Regions from separate parts of the Homo sapiens genome. Here region 2 is linked to region 1. Evidence: chromatin contacts called from ENCODE Hi-C or POLR2A ChIA-PET data. All regions are on one chromosome and are shown on one strand. The core of a region is the stretch at or near the end of the contact, and the rest is flanking DNA. Distances in the headings are between cores, read along the strand shown. Region 1 holds the start of FOXB1 (forkhead box B1). Region 2 overlaps RORA (RAR related orphan receptor A).

Region 1 (3,516 bases), core at 173-2,672:
TTTTAAAAACCTTAAAGGTCGGAGAATGTGCAGAAACCCGTGGGAACTCCTGGTGTGTACTTATAGAGTGCGTGCATGCAGGCGGGGTCGACTCACTATTTATTTCATAGCAATTTGATGATGATGATGATGACGGCAGCGACGACGATGAGGATAATGATAATAATAATAATGATTCATTTAACCCTTCCAAGGCGAATCCGAACCGAAGGGAGCCTGCTGCTCGCACCAGGCGGAGTGACCCAAGGCACATTCCCCGCTCCCCAAGAAGGAAAACTCTATGGTTCTTTCCCCAAGTTGTAGAAGATACTGCTGTCTTAGTGGGATCGCAGGCGGCTTTTGCTACACTCTAAATCCTAAATAAGTTCTCCATACCAAAAAAAGCGGCAGTTGGGGGATGGGGGGTGGGAGGTTGGGGGGGTGGGAGGGCTGGGAAGGGGAGTTCCGGGTGTAAAATGAAAACTTCCAGGATGTGCCTGAGTCCTAAAGTTTCAAACCACCTGGGAAAAGCGAGAGCCCCTGAGGCTTACCTGGTGATAAACTGTGTCAAACAAACTCAGGCCCTCCCCAGGTCCGCACAACATTTGCCCCAACAGCTCCTGAGCCTCCATCCTGTGTCCAACCAAATTCCCGGAGGACTTTTAAAGCAAATACCTGGACTCTTCGCCCAGATACACTATTTTAATTTTTAAAAATTTGGTCAATACAGTTACATTCAAAATGGGTTCTTACATGGGGATGTCCAATCACATTTTGAAAGTATTTGTAAACCCCATCACTTTTTCAAAGCTACACACTAACTATACAAAGCTGAAGCAGCTGCATAGGAAAGTCAAGTCAAATTTCGACCTAACTCTCCGGGGACTGGGGGGCAAGGGTGTGTTTTCATTATTATAACCCATGCAACCAACCCCGGGTAGTGCTAAGCGCAGGAAAAGGGTCGGCTTCAGGGGAAAGCCGTGCCTAAAGTTACCTAACGATACAAACCGGATACAACGCAGAGGAAACAGAATACCCCAGCCAAGCAATTTCCATGTCAAACATCATCCGCGCGGCTGCTCCATCTGTGAACGTGAGTGGTCGCCTGGCTCCCTCTTCCGCGGCGGCCGCTTCCTCATACCTTCACACGGCGCACACCGGCCGGCGCGTCCAGCTGCCTGCCCAGTGGCCGAGGCTCTTCCCCCTCGCCCAGTCTTGAGCTGGAAGTGATTCCTATTGGCCAAGGTGTCCATGTAAATAGGTGTGAAAGAAACCAGAGCTGGCCGGGCTCTCCCTTCTCGCTCAGTCCCCTCCCTCTGCAGCCCCCGCTCCCCCTCCTCTTCCTCCTCCTCCCAAGGCGATTGTCATATGATAGCTAAGAAGTGGCACATTAATGAAGCGCCGCTACAGGGGTCTTTTCTGCTCCTGTCACCGCTTAAAACTATCAGATGGTTCGAGGGAGGACATGGAGGCAGCCACCTAGCTCAGCGGAGACGCGGAGCCCACAGCAGCGCCCTCCGGAGCCCTAACACGTCGCTGCCACCATCCGCGCCGGGACTCCGCAGCCGAGCTCGGCCGCCCGCAGGACGCTCCAGGAGCGTCGCGGACCGGGCGGCACGGGACGCTGCGGGGCTGAGCTCAAGAGCCCAGGTTCGCGCCGAGTCCAACCGGACCCGGACGCTGCGCGCGGAGTGCGCGTCGAGTGCGCGCCGAGAGAGAAGCGGCGCGCAGCGGCGTCCTCCCGGATGCGGACGCGCAACTTGAAGCAACTTTAAGGTGAGCAGCTCTCTGTTCCGTCCCTGCCCCCTATTCTGGCCCCAGTACCGACTTACTTCCCGGCTATCCTCGCGCCGTTCGCCGGCTTCCCCTCCCGCGCCCACTAAGCCCGCAAAGTTGCTGGCGAAAGAGTCCGGGCGCTGGCTGATCGAGCGCCGCAGGCCCCACCCCCGACCCCCGAAGTCTGTTACTCGGTCTGGCTGACCCCGCCGGTGTCTCTGTGCATCCATGCTACCTTTCCCTATTACCCACCCCCTTCCCAGATCCGAGCAGTCCGCCGGCCCGCGCGGACCCAGAGCAAGAAGAGGGCGAGGAAGAAGATGCCTCGGCCCGGCCGCAACACGTACAGCGACCAGAAGCCGCCCTACTCGTACATCTCGCTGACCGCTATGGCCATCCAGAGCTCTCCCGAGAAGATGCTGCCGCTGAGCGAGATCTACAAGTTCATCATGGACCGCTTCCCCTACTACAGGGAGAACACGCAGCGCTGGCAGAACAGTCTGCGCCACAACCTCTCCTTCAACGACTGCTTCATCAAGATCCCGCGGCGGCCGGACCAGCCAGGCAAGGGCAGCTTCTGGGCGCTGCACCCAAGCTGCGGGGACATGTTCGAGAACGGCAGCTTCCTGCGGCGCCGCAAGCGCTTCAAGGTGCTTAAGTCCGACCACCTGGCGCCCAGCAAGCCAGCCGACGCGGCGCAGTACCTGCAGCAGCAGGCCAAGCTGCGGCTCAGCGCGCTGGCGGCCTCGGGCACGCACCTGCCACAGATGCCCGCCGCCGCCTACAACTTGGGCGGCGTGGCGCAGCCCTCGGGCTTCAAGCACCCCTTCGCCATCGAGAACATCATCGCGCGGGAATACAAGATGCCTGGGGGGCTGGCCTTCTCCGCCATGCAGCCGGTGCCCGCTGCCTACCCGCTCCCCAACCAGTTGACTACCATGGGCAGCTCGCTGGGCACCGGCTGGCCACACGTGTATGGCTCCGCCGGCATGATCGACTCGGCCACCCCCATCTCCATGGCGAGTGGCGACTACAGCGCCTACGGCGTGCCGTTGAAGCCGCTGTGCCACGCGGCGGGCCAAACGCTGCCCGCCATCCCCGTGCCCATTAAGCCCACGCCGGCCGCCGTGCCCGCGCTGCCTGCGCTGCCAGCGCCCATCCCCACCTTGCTCTCGAACTCGCCGCCCTCGCTCAGCCCCACGTCCTCGCAAACAGCCACCAGCCAAAGCAGCCCCGCCACCCCCAGCGAAACGCTCACCAGCCCGGCCTCCGCCTTGCACTCGGTGGCGGTGCACTGACCCGCAGGAGCCCACGCCCCCTCTCGTTCTCCTCCCCACCACCTCACTCGCCTTCCCTGGCTCCCAGTCCTGCCGGCCCCCACCTGGGACCGCCACCCTAACTTGTTCATTTCACCTTCGGCCAACCCGCCTTGCCCCAAGAGAACTTTGTTTTGGACCCAGGAGACCAAACACAAACTTGCAGATGGGCCGAGAGGCGCGTGGGAGTTGTCCTCGCCCCCACATCAAGGAAGGCCGGGGCCACCTGAGCCGAACCATCCCCTCCCTGAGGCCCCGAAACCCCCTCCTATTTGACCGGCGGGGGAAACCCTGTCACCCCCTCTTCGCCGAGAAAAGCGCGTCTTCCCTCCGCCCAGATCGGCGGAGCCCCGAACTCTGCGCAGTTTCAAGACTAGAGAAACTGCCTCAGATGTTTCCAGGAACAGATCCCCCCCACACCCCCTCCCCGCGAGGGCTGCAACAG
Region 2 (3,823 bases), core at 177-2,676, 560 kb after region 1:
CGATGGCACGATCATAGCTAACTGCAGCCTTGACCTCCTGGGCTCAGACAATCCTCTTGCCTCAGCTTCCTGAGTAACTGGGATGACAGGCATGTGCCAATATGCCCAGCTAGTTTTTACATTTTTTTTTTGAGGCGGGGTTGGGGGGGGGTTGCTTTTGTTTTGAGACAGAGTCTTGCTCTGTCGCCCAGGCTGGAGTGCAGTGGCTCTATCTCGGCCCACTGCAACCTCTGCCTCCCGGGTTCAGGCGATTCTCCTGCCTCAGCGTCCCAAGTAGCTGGGACTATAGGCCCGTGCTACCACGCCCAGCTAACTTTCTGTATTTTTTTTTTTTTTTTAGTAGAGATGGGGTTTCACCATGTTAGCCAGGATGGTCTCGATCTCCTGACCTCGTGATCCACCCGCCTTGGCCTCCCAAAGTGCTGGGATTACATGCATGAGCCACTGTGCCTGGCTTTGAATTTTTTGTAGAGATAGGGGTCTTGCTATGTTGCCCAGGCTGCTCTCAAACTCCTGGGCTTAAGTAATTGTCCTGCCTCAGACTCCCAAAGTGCTGACATTACAGGCATGAGCCACCATGCCTGGCCAATAGCTTATGTTATTTAAATATAAATTCTTGGTAAACAATTTAGAAACTGCCTCTTATTTCTTCCTTTAAAAATTCACTTGTAACTGCTGTTAATCCGAGTGTACAAGGCAACTTCAATCTATTCTCCCAGGTGGCTATCCTCAAGTTTGGGCTCAAATAAATGCTATACTTAATCATATTTTCTGAATCTTGTTACTTAAGGCGGACACGTATAAGTTGAAATTCTCCCAAAGTGAACACGGAGTCAGTCTACCAAAGTAAAATCAAACTAAGGTGAATATTTAAATATTCAGACAAACATCCCTGCTATTGAAAAAAATCACAAATATTTGCTTAGCATCCACTAAGTGCAAGATGCTGATGGTGCAAATACCAGGTGTGCCAGACAACTGCTCAGCCTTTTATACCTCTTGGCCTAACTAGACACACCTGCAGTTTTCCACATGGAATTCCTCTTCTTGCACTTTGGCCTAAGCACGCATTTTTTCTAATGGTGGAAAATATTAAACAGACTTTTGCTTTAGAAGGTATCTCACTTCACTTCAAAGCAAAGTCTACCTTGTGAATTTAATTAGGGAACCTTCATGAGATTTTACCCCTTATGTATATTTCCAACTATTTTAGTCATCAAGAACACTTACTGTTCCAATTCTGCCACGGATGTGGTCAATCTTAGGGAAATTTCTTTGAGCCTCAGTTTCTTCATTTGTAGCATGGGGATCTTACCCACCTAAAACCAAACTGAGACAGCACAGTGCTTGGGGGACAGGAGACTCTCAGTAAACAGCAGCTCTTATTGTTGTGCCCCAGAGAGTCTCTTAGGAAACGGGCTCCCCAGAGCTTCAAACCATGGCTTTTCCTGTGTGGCTACATCACAGACATTGTTTATCAGAGGACACATCTTCTAGTTCACTGTGGTTCATTCTTGGTGGTCATTGGAAGTTTGCTCCATTACAGCAAGTACACACACAGGTAGCGATGGCCTACATATTTATTTTCAAGCAATGTTTTCCAGCAGACATGGCATTCAGTGTTGTATGAAACATCCCCATACAATTCCACAGACCTGCATGCGGCTTTCACTTTGCCCTCTATTGTACAGCCTTTCATGGGCTGCTTGACTTGAGCACACTTCTCACTACATACTTCATTTTATTAGGATATGAATTTTATATCCAGATAATGAATCCAAAGTCTGAGAAAGATGCATGCTTACAATTGGTATACAGCACGGCTGTGGAGACATGTTGAGAAGCTCTGGGATGAGACACCTAAATTCAAATCCCAGCTCACACTTCTGTGTGAACTTATGCAAAAATTTTAACCTTTTTGATTCTCAGTTCCCCTCATCTGTAGAATGGTTATCCCCATTATGGGTTATCCCCAGAGTTGTTGAAAGTTAAAAGTGATCATGCTTGTTCAGTGTTTAGCCCAGTGTTTGGCATAGAGAAAAAAATGCAATAAATGGCATCTTATAATGCAATTGTTACTGATTTTATCTTAACATAATGCTCTTTACATTTGGCCCACCAAATAAGATCATCTTTTGGAACCATTTTTTACTGCCAGTGAGAACCATTTGGTCAGAATGATCCACACTCTCATCTAGTTGCTTTTAACTTCACTTATGAGAGAGCTGACTAGGGATAGGGGTAAACTGAGGGTGACAAAAGACTATTTTCCTGTGTTCTAAGTCTGCTGGGCTATATTAAATCTGATCTTTTGGTCTCATCAGGACAATCCTTTAACCAGGAAAGGTGGGGGCCTGGGAAGACTACAGCTTGCTAGAGCAAGTCATCCTTGACATGTTGAACTTTCAACAAGTTTATCACTCAGATATATTTGGGGGATAGGGAATCTGAGAAAACCCTAGATTAAAAGTATTTTATCAGCGCAAAACAGTGATTATTCTAAGACAATTATATGACAGCATAAAAGTATTGATATTTAAATATCTCAATACCCCAATGGCACCCGAACGAAAACCCTGCAACCAGTACAATAATAGCATTATTATACATTTTTGCTTCACTTTGTGGGACTTTAAATTTAATGCCAGAACCAACAGCTTACAAACTGCTGTGGACAAGCAGTGACCCCCTTGTGAGCTCGGTAAATGTTATCTATTGTATTCTACCAATATCTCAGCAAAAAGACAGAGTGTTCCTGAAACAGTCTCTAAAGTCGTCCATCAGAGCTTTGAAGAAGAACACTGTCTTCTTTTCATGTGGGCTGATTTTAAGGGACAATAGAGGTTTAACAGAGGACAACACAATTGGATTGAGATAAAACTGCTATATTCCCAAGAATTCTCCCATAAAGGTAAATTCCACAGATAAGACATTTACTTTTTTCTTTTTACATTTTTTGGTTTTAATTTTTAAAGTTGCTTTTTCTTGCAACTAGAAGCTCAAGTACCATTGCTATTCAGTGTTGGTTTCAGATAGTGCTAGAGGTGGCAAAAATAATTCTGCAAATGCGACTCACAGTGTGCACATTATATGTAATCTGTTTTCATGTATTCATTAGCAGAGACATTTGGAATACCTTGTTGCTGAATAATGAAATAAATTGCATTTGTCCAATATCGTCCCATCTATATCACATTTATTCCAGACTTGAGCCTACACCAATGTTATTCAACAGCCAACTCTGTCTCATTCATAATGGATTTTTCTCCAAATGGATCTGTTTCATGTTAAAATTAGTGATAAAGTTAGTTTTTAATGGAATAGGCAGCAGGCAACAGCAGCTTCCGAAAGTATAACCTAATGGGGATAACTTAATTATTAGCCATATCACCCTCAGAGAACCAGGATTATATTAAAACTCAATTTGGTACAAACATATATAGATACCACCCCTGTTTTTTCTTTAAATTAGCTAATTATGATGTGGCCTGAATTGATAAAGTCAACACATCCTCTCAAAGAACCACTTAAACACTTAAGGAAAATGAATAGTCCTTGGATGCAAGGCCAGGTATTTGACGGATTTATGAATGTCACTCACCTCCTGGCTTGAACAGAAGTGAATTCTGATACAAGTTTCTTGCCCACCTACACTCTTGATGCTGGTAAACTGTTAATTAAGCATTTCGGTAATATAATGCAAAGTTAATAACAGAGACCTATAATTAACATACACTCATATGTGCACTCTAAAAATAGGGTATCAAGGAAAGTCTTCCTATTAGGTGATGTGATCAAGATTAATTGGTTAATGTCTATATAG

The links. Hi-C counts contacts between places; a loop is a spot of excess contacts on that map. ChIA-PET counts read pairs that join two places held with the same protein, here RNA polymerase II (POLR2A). Pooled maps may share reads with other maps.
Region 2: a loop to region 1 is called in a pooled map, with 3 times the contacts of the local background. The contact joins the enhancer-like site here to the promoter of FOXB1 in region 1. A Hi-C loop is called at or near these places in 1 of 168 maps with a recorded cell type or tissue (CD4-positive, alpha-beta T cell) and 1 of 50 pooled maps. POLR2A ChIA-PET finds 5 or more read pairs at or near these places in 1 of 52 experiments (OCI-LY7).

What each region holds. Positions count from the first base shown.
Region 1 is chr15:60,002,889-60,006,404 of GRCh38, forward strand. It overlaps FOXB1 (forkhead box B1), which reads left to right and starts at 1,423. Exons shown (of 2, transcript NM_012182.3): 1 at 1,423-1,755; 2 at 2,019-3,516. The coding sequence starts at 2,076. The coding sequence ends at 3,053. RefSeq lists enhancers at 1,104-1,619, 3,436-3,515.
Region 2 is chr15:60,562,290-60,566,112 of GRCh38, forward strand. All of the region lies in intron 2 of RORA (RAR related orphan receptor A), which reads right to left. All of the region lies in intron 3 of RORA-AS1 (RORA antisense RNA 1), which reads left to right. Among named protein-coding and RNA genes, the nearest start is that of RORA-AS1, 85 kb to the left of the region's middle. Within about 2 kb of position 1,427, at least 4 of the 41 ENCODE cell types and tissues checked have a DNase peak (open chromatin) inside an H3K27ac peak, as active enhancers do; they include CD4-positive, alpha-beta T cell, where a contact is called at or near this core.